Regions from separate parts of the Mus musculus genome. Here all the other regions are linked to region 2. A link is a loop called in an ENCODE intact Hi-C map of the cell type or tissue named here. Cell type or tissue: heart. All regions are shown on one strand. Region 1 holds the start of Zfp994 (zinc finger protein 994). Region 2 holds the start of Zfp947 (zinc finger protein 947). Region 3 has its middle 13 kb from the start of Zfp946.

Region 1 (2,500 bases), 59 kb before region 2:
TGAGATTATATGTTTTCCACAACACATTGCAAACAATTGTAAGACTTCTATGATAAAAGGTTCAAGTTTTTGAAGACAGAAATTAAAGAATATACTAGACTGTGGAAAGATCTCCCATGCTTGTGGATGAGGAGGCTTCACATAGTAAAATTGGCCATCCTACCAACAGAAATCTATATATTCAATGCATTCCTTACCCAAGTACCAGATTCTGAGCTACAGACCAGAGTGATAAAATGAATGCCCTTTCCCGTGAGAATTCAAGTATTACCATGTCCATTTTCCTTACCATTCTGATCCCGAATCCATGAATCCCATCTGCATGGAATTTTAAGTAGTATAAACTCAGATCAGAAGGCATTTTATTTTTCCTGGCTATCAAAATTCTGTTGTACTATCACTGTATTTTTGCTTACAGGAACTGGGGCTGACGCTGGTGTTTTCATTCATGTTATGATTGTCAGACAATTTATAGGAAAATATTTGTGCAAACTATTTGCATTATCTATTTTCTTTGCTATTGTGGCCATGACAAATATCTTGGAGTTTAACTTTATCAGTGCTTTCCACTACCCTGTTATACAGCTTTTGTTTCTACAGAGTGACCTTTGTCCCTGGAGCTCCCCAGAGAGCTTGCAGAGCACCCTCCCATCATTCTCTGTCCCATCTGTCTTTATCCACATTTTCATCTCAGTGGTCCCTCTTATACTTCATGTATGCTTTGATACATGGTTTGGAAGGAAGCCAAACTTTGTGAGTCATTTTTAGTATTGTGTGTTGGGGTGCAACATAAGAAATTGGAATTTATCTCTTAAACTCTTGTCTCCCTTGCCTCTACCTCCCTAGTGCCTCTCCCTGCCCTCCATTCCTTTCCACCCTCTTTCCAGGAGGGCATGGCCAGCCTCCACTTACCTACTCTCTCCTTCTGTCTTTCTCTGCCTCTACTACTCTCTTAACTCCCATCCGCATGCCCTAAATAAACTCTATTCTATACTTTAAAAAAAAAAAGAAAAGGAATTTAACGCCTAGGTTATATTTTGCTGTGCGATTGTAGCCGAGGAGGCTAGCGTCCCAAGCTAAGAAGTTGGGCTGCCTATTTATTATCTGAGGGTTTCAGAACTACCTCTCAGATGTCAGAGTGCAGCATCATACAGAACCAGTTTTTCCTAGTCTGTCAGCAAGCAGCAGGGAGGTTGTGCAGAGCAGGTCCACAGGTGGAGCTGTGAGGCAGGAAGCCAATGACTGAGTGGGAGGGAATGGAATCCCCGGGGCAGGGATAAAGGCAAGACCAGGACATTGACCAGACAGGAAAAAAAGTATTAAAAATTAAGGTTGAGAAAGCGCTTGCTCACAAAGTGTTTGGGGGAACCACGTGACCCTAAGTATGGTTTATTGGGCGGGTCTAGGAGAACAGCTCCTAAGATCCAGGCCGGAGTGACAGGAACTTCCACCAATCAACTTTCTACCTTTCGGTTTCTGCGTCCTAGCTGTCTCTGGACCCGGAAAAGTCTCCTCAGAAGCATTTCCGTGGCGGAGGGCCTGGGGAGGCGGCAGTCGGCAGTGCAACTGTTGGCACAGCAGCCCGGCGGCCCCGAAAGGTCCCAGGTTAGAGGCGCTGCGGGGCTGGGAAACGGGAGGGAGCGGAGCAGCGGGGTGTTTTCCTCAGCTGCTCTTAAGGACGCCGCTCTCACAGTTCTGTCATTGGTTTCTTACCACTGACCGGAAGTTTCAGATCCTGTGACCTGGGATTTATCGTGATTCTTTAAAAATGTATTTTACAATTACTGGAATATTCAGTCATAAAATCACTGGTAAACCAGAACACCCTCCCCGCCCCAACCTAAGCTCCCTGGGACTAAACCACCAACCAAAGAGTAGACATGCAGGGACCCATGGCTCCAGCTGCACACTTAGCAGGAAATGGCCTTATTGGTCATCACTGGGAGGGGGAGCCCCTTGGTCCTGTAGAGGCTCAATGACCCAGGGTAGGGGAATGCTAGGGCGCTGAGGTAGAAGTGAGTGGGTAGGTGGGGGAGCACACTCATAGAGGCAGGGGGATAGTGGGTTTGTGGAGGAGAAACTTGGAAAGGGGATAATATTTGAAATGTAAAAAAAAAAAAAAAAAAAAAAAAAAAAAAAAAACCAATAAAAACACGAAGAAAAAAAAACTTGTTATAGAGCGGTTGCATTATCTATTTCCTAATATGACAATTACAAAGATAGTGGAAAGTAAATTTGTTCTTGCTTTCTTGCCTTGTTTTACTAATTGCTTGTTCAAGAGAATGCCTTTGGCCCGGTTAATAGGCATCCACAGAGAGCTTTGCATATAATATTATATGAGGAAACAGTGCCCATTTATTGAACCAAAAATATAGTTTATCGAGCCCTACTGTTATGGGTGTAAACACTAATATTTACTAAGCAGACTTTTTAGTGGCCATGAACTTTTTAATCAGAATTGTATGCAGTTTAGGATGTAAGTAAAACATTCAGAAATATG
Region 2 (2,500 bases):
AGTTTAAAGCAGCCAAGATAAAACATGGCAAAATATAGTGGAATTAATATTTGGGATATAGATATATTAATAGCATAGACCATAGATACGTTCCTAGTTCTAGCACTCATAAAAGCATATTATAAAGATTGTGTATGTCTTTTACCTTGGAAGTGAATAATCAAAATCTGGGTAGAAACAACAGTTGAGATTATATATTTTCCACAACACATTACAAGCAAGTGTAAGACTTCTATGATAAAAGATTCAAGTTTTTTTTTAAGAAAGAAATTGAAGAATATACTAGAATGTGGAAAGATCTCCCATGCTTGTTGATGAGGAGGATTCACATAGTAAAACTGGCCATCCTACCAAAAGAAATCTATATATTCAATGCATTCCTTACCCAAATACCAGGTTCTGTGTTATAGACCAGAGTGATAAAATGATGTGTCAGACACAAATGCCCTTTCCCTTGAGAATTCAAGTATTATTACGTCCATTTTCCTTACCGTTCTAACCCTGACCATGAATCCTGTCTGCATGGAATTTTAAGTACTATAAACTCACATCAGAAGGCATTTTATTTTTCCTGGCTATCAAAATTCTGTTGTAGTATCACTATATTTTTTCTTACATGAACTGGGGCTGATGCTGATGTTTTCATTCATGTTATGATTGTCAGACTATTTATAGGAAAATATTTGTGCAAACTATTTGCATTATCTATTTTCTTTGCTATTGTGGCCATTTCAAATCTCTTGGAGTTTAACTTTATCAGTGCTTTCCAACTGCCCTGTTGTACAGCTTTTGTTTCTACAGAGTGACCTTTGTCCCTGGAGCTCCCCAGAGAGCTTGCAGAGCACCCTCCCATCATTCTCTGTCCCATCCGTTTTTATCCACATTTTCATCTCAGTGGTCCCTCTTATACTTCATGTATGCTTTGATACATGCTTTGGAAGGAAGCCAAACTTTGTGAGTCATTTTTAGTATTGTGTGTTGGGGTGCAACATAAGAAATTGGAATTTATCTCTTAAACTCTTGTCTCCCTTGCCTCTACCTCCCTAGTGCCTCCCCCTGCCCTCCATTCCTTTCCACCCTCTCTCCAGGAGGGCATGGCCAGCCTCCACTTACCTACTCTCTCCTTCTGTCTTTCTCTGCCTCTACTACTCTCTTAACTCCCATCCCCATGCCTTAAATAAACTCTTTTGTATACTTGAAAGAAAGAAAGAAAGAAAGAAAGAAAGAAAGAAAGAAAGAAAGGAATTTAGGGTCTTGGTTATATTTTGCTGTGCGATTGTAGCCGAGGAGGCTAGTGTCCCAAGCTAAGAAGTTAGGCTGCCTGTTTATTATCTGAGGGTTTCAGAACTCACTCTCAGATGTCAGAGTGCAGCATCATTCAGAACCAGTTTTTCCTAGTCTGTCAGCAAGCAGCAGGGAGGTTGTGCAGAGCAGGTCCACAGGTGGAGCTGTGTGGCAGGAAGCTGATGACTGAGCGGGAGGGAATGGAACCCCCAGGGCAGGGATAAAGGCAAGAGCAGGACCTTGACCAGAACAGGAAAAAAGCAGTAGTAATTAAGGAGGGGAAAGCTCTTGCTCTCAAACTATTTTGGGAAACCACGTGACCATAACCACGGTTTATTGGGCGGGTCTAGGAGAGCAGCTCCTAAGATCCAGTCCTGGGTGACAGGAACTTCCACCGATTGTCTTTCTACCTTCCGGTTTCTGCATTCTAGCTCTCTCTGGACCCGGAAAAGTCTCCTCCGAAGCATTTTCTTGGCTGCGGACCTGGGAGAGTCAGCAGTTCAGCTGCCAGCACTGCAGCTCGGCGGCCCCGGAAGGTCCCAGGTCAGAGGAGCTGCGGGGCTGGGAAACGGGAGGGAGCAGAGCAGGGGGGAGTTTTCCGCAGCTGCTCTTAAGGACGCCACTCTCACAGTTCTGTTGTAGATGTCTCACCACTGATTAGAAGTTTGAGATCCTGTGACCTGGGATTTATCGTGATTCTTTAAAAATGTATTTTACAATTACTGGAATATTCAGTCATAAAATCACTGGTAAACCAGAACACCCTCCCCGCCCCAACCTAAGCTCCCTGGGACAAAACCACCAACCAAAGAGTAGACATGCAGGGACCCATGGCTCCAGCTGCACACTTAGCAGGAAATGGCCTTATTGGTCATCACTGGGAGGGGAGCCCCTTGGTCCTGTGCAGGCTCAATGACCCAGGGTAGGGGAATGCTAGGGCGCTGAGGTAGAAGTGGGTGGGTAGGTGGGGGAGCACACTCATAGAGGCAGGGGGAGGGGATAGTGGGTTTGTGGAAAGGGGATAACATTTGAAATGTAAAAAAAATAACCAATAAAAACATGAAGAAAAAAAAAACCTTGTAAAAGAGCGGTTGCATTATCTATTTCCTAATGAGCCAATTACAAAGATAGTGGAAAGTAAATTTGTTCTTGCTTTCTTGCCTTGTTTTACTAATTGCTTATTCAAGAGAATGCCTTTGGCCCGGTTAATAGGCAT
Region 3 (2,500 bases), 240 kb before region 2:
CACTGTGATTGTCAAGTTTAAGGCTTTAAATCTTGTCTCGAATCACAACCTTGAATCAGTTGTATCATTCTCTAATTGTACTTTTGAGGGCAAATATTTTTCATGAACCTAAGACCTGAAGATCTGAACTGATTTTTGTTGTACGAGACAGTCAGAGCATATATTGATGTACAGTTTCTAGAGTGGATTGGCTCATGTCCTGAGATATTGGTGAGGGAAAAAACACTCATTTACCAGATTGTTTTCAGGGATGCCCTTCCAGAACCAGGCTCATTTAAGACATGGAAACACATAAACTTTTTAATGGCATACTAATCAATTCAAGGAGAAGTATAATTAGTGTCTGTCTTGAATCTTAACACTAAAAATTAACTTCCTAGAGAGTACAGACAATAGAAGAAATATATAGCTTTCTCTCTCTTTTTTCTCATGTGATTTGCACATTTTTCTTGGCTTGTATAATCTGAAGTGGCTGGAACCCTAGGCCCCTTTATTTTCTTGGCTCAGTAGTACACAGTACATGGCAATGATACAAATACAGGAGCTGGATATGGAAAAGGAGGCTTCACCCCTACTAGGAAGGCATCCACCTCTGTGCCTCCCAGACAGTGATGACGCATCCAGACAAGCTGGACAAAGAACATACAGTCTACATTCCCTAGCCTTTGAAGGATAGATGTTGCAATGTATAGGCAATTGGAGCGTTTACTTAATTCATCAAAGTATTCATTTTCGATAGCAATACATTTCAGCTATGAGGAGGACTCAGAAGGAGTTCTGTGGATTAAGGTTAAAACAGATCATACCTCTAATATTGATCCATCTGGTTAAGCTTTGAAGCAGCTTCCCCATCCCCCATTCATGAAGTTTTACAGAACTGAGTGAAACGAACAAAAAACAAAAAACAAAACAAACAAACAACAACAACAAACTCACAGGCCAAACTCACAGGCTTGGCTACCAGATGAATCTAAGGCTAGCTGCAGGATCTTGGTAATAATATACTTTCTAGAGCTTCTCCACCCATCTTAAGAAAAAAAGCAGAAAATTTGAACTCTTTAGAGATTTTATAGGGATTCGTTGAGATAATGTGTAGTGCTTAGCAGGGTAACAGAGTCAGTAAGTACTATAAACAGATTCTATCATAATCTGCTTTTCAAGTGAAGACCATGTACCAGGTTTTCATATGGTCTTTCTTTCTACCTTGTAGTTGGTCGAGCATTAAATTAGGAGTTGGGAAACAAGAAAAAAACTTATTTTTTCAAAGTCTTTTTGAAAAAATTTTTAGTGTATATATATTTTGCCTATGCTTTGTCTGTGTACTGTGTGTGTCCAGTGCCCCCAAGTGCCAGAAGAGGGCACTAGATACACTGGGAATCAAATTACAAACAGCTATGAGCCACCACTTGGCTGTTGGGAGTCAAACCCTATTCCTTTTGAACAGCAATAAATGCTCTTAACCACTGAACTATTGCTCCAGCACCAAGAAATATATTTCGAAGGGGCAAATAAGGCTTTAATTTAGGCATCCTACTAACTTTGACTAATCCACATGGCTTAGGGCAATAACTGTCTCTTCAGATACTTTTGTTTTGTTTTAACCCAGGTGAAAAGCATATTATTTCTATGCCAAAGAGAAAATTGGAGTATTCAATAATAATTAAGTAGGCTTCTTTAATTTAGGTTTTTAGTTTTCAAATACGTTTTAAAATTTTTTTAATCTTTTTTTACAGTCCAGTCATTATCCCCCTCCTGGTCTGCCATCTGACTGTTTTTCATGTCATTCTCCTTCCCCACCTCCAAGAGGATGTCCCCCCCACCCCCCACCCTACCAGACTTTCTCACTCCCTGGGACCTCAAGTCGCTTGAGGGTTAGGGCATCTTCTCTGACTAAGGACAAACCTGGCAGTCCTCTGCTGTATGTGTGTTCGGGGCCTCATATCAGCTGGTTTATGCTGCCTAGTTGGTGGCTTGGTGTCTGACAGATCTCAGCGGTCCAGATTAGTTGAGACTGCAGCTCTTCCTATGGGGTCACCCTCCTCCTCAGCTTTTTCCTAATTCAATCACAGGGGTCTCCGGCTTCTGTCCATTGGTTGGGTGTAAGTGCCTGGATCTGACTATTTCAGTTGCTTGTTGGGCCTCTCAGAATGCAGCCATGCTAGGCTCCTGTCTGTAAGCACACAATAACATCAGTAATGGTGTCAGACCTTGGAGCTTCCCTTTGAGATGGATCCCAATTTGGACCTGTCACTAAACCTCCTTTCCTTCAGGCTTTTCTCCATTTTTGTCTCCACAGTTCTTTTAGACAGGAACAATTCTGGGTTAGCGTTTTTGACTGTAGGATGGCAACCCCATCCCTCCACTTGATGCCCTGTCTTTCTACTAGAGGTAGACTCTAAAAGTTCCCTCTGTAGGGCATTTCATTTAAGATCCCTTCCTTTGAGTCCTGAGCGTCTCTCACATCCCAGGTTCCTGGTACATTCTTACCTCCTGAGGTTGC

What was found. Hi-C counts contacts between places; a loop is a spot of excess contacts. Peaks named below come from ENCODE experiments on the same cell type or tissue, not always from the same donor. Only the 100,000 strongest peaks of a DNase experiment are listed, where the experiment ranks them.
Region 1: it touches region 2 in a loop (2.3-fold over the local background); 7 of 42 quality-filtered maps call a loop at or near these places.
Region 3: a loop joins it to region 2, with 2.3 times the contacts of the local background. A loop is called at or near these places in 8 of 42 quality-filtered maps.

What each region holds. Positions count from the first base shown.
Region 1 is chr17:22,224,644-22,227,143 of GRCm38, reverse strand. Zfp994 (zinc finger protein 994) reads left to right here and starts at 1,530. Exons shown (of 5, transcript NM_001205095.1): 1 at 1,530-1,605. In heart, a CTCF peak has its summit at 1,241; DNase peaks (open chromatin) are centred at 1,463 and 1,913; H3K4me3 peaks cover 1,322 bases; H3K27ac peaks cover 701 bases.
Region 2 is chr17:22,165,146-22,167,645 of GRCm38, reverse strand. Zfp947 (zinc finger protein 947) reads left to right here and starts at 1,669. Exons shown (of 5, transcript NM_177596.3): 1 at 1,669-1,827. In heart, a CTCF peak has its summit at 1,462; a DNase peak (open chromatin) is centred at 1,675; H3K4me3 peaks cover 1,253 bases; H3K27ac peaks cover 837 bases.
Region 3 is chr17:22,409,817-22,412,316 of GRCm38, reverse strand. No RefSeq gene overlaps it. Among named protein-coding and RNA genes, the nearest start is that of Zfp946, 13 kb to the left of the region's middle. In heart, a CTCF peak has its summit at 1,343 (motif pointing right); no DNase peak of the experiment used is centred here.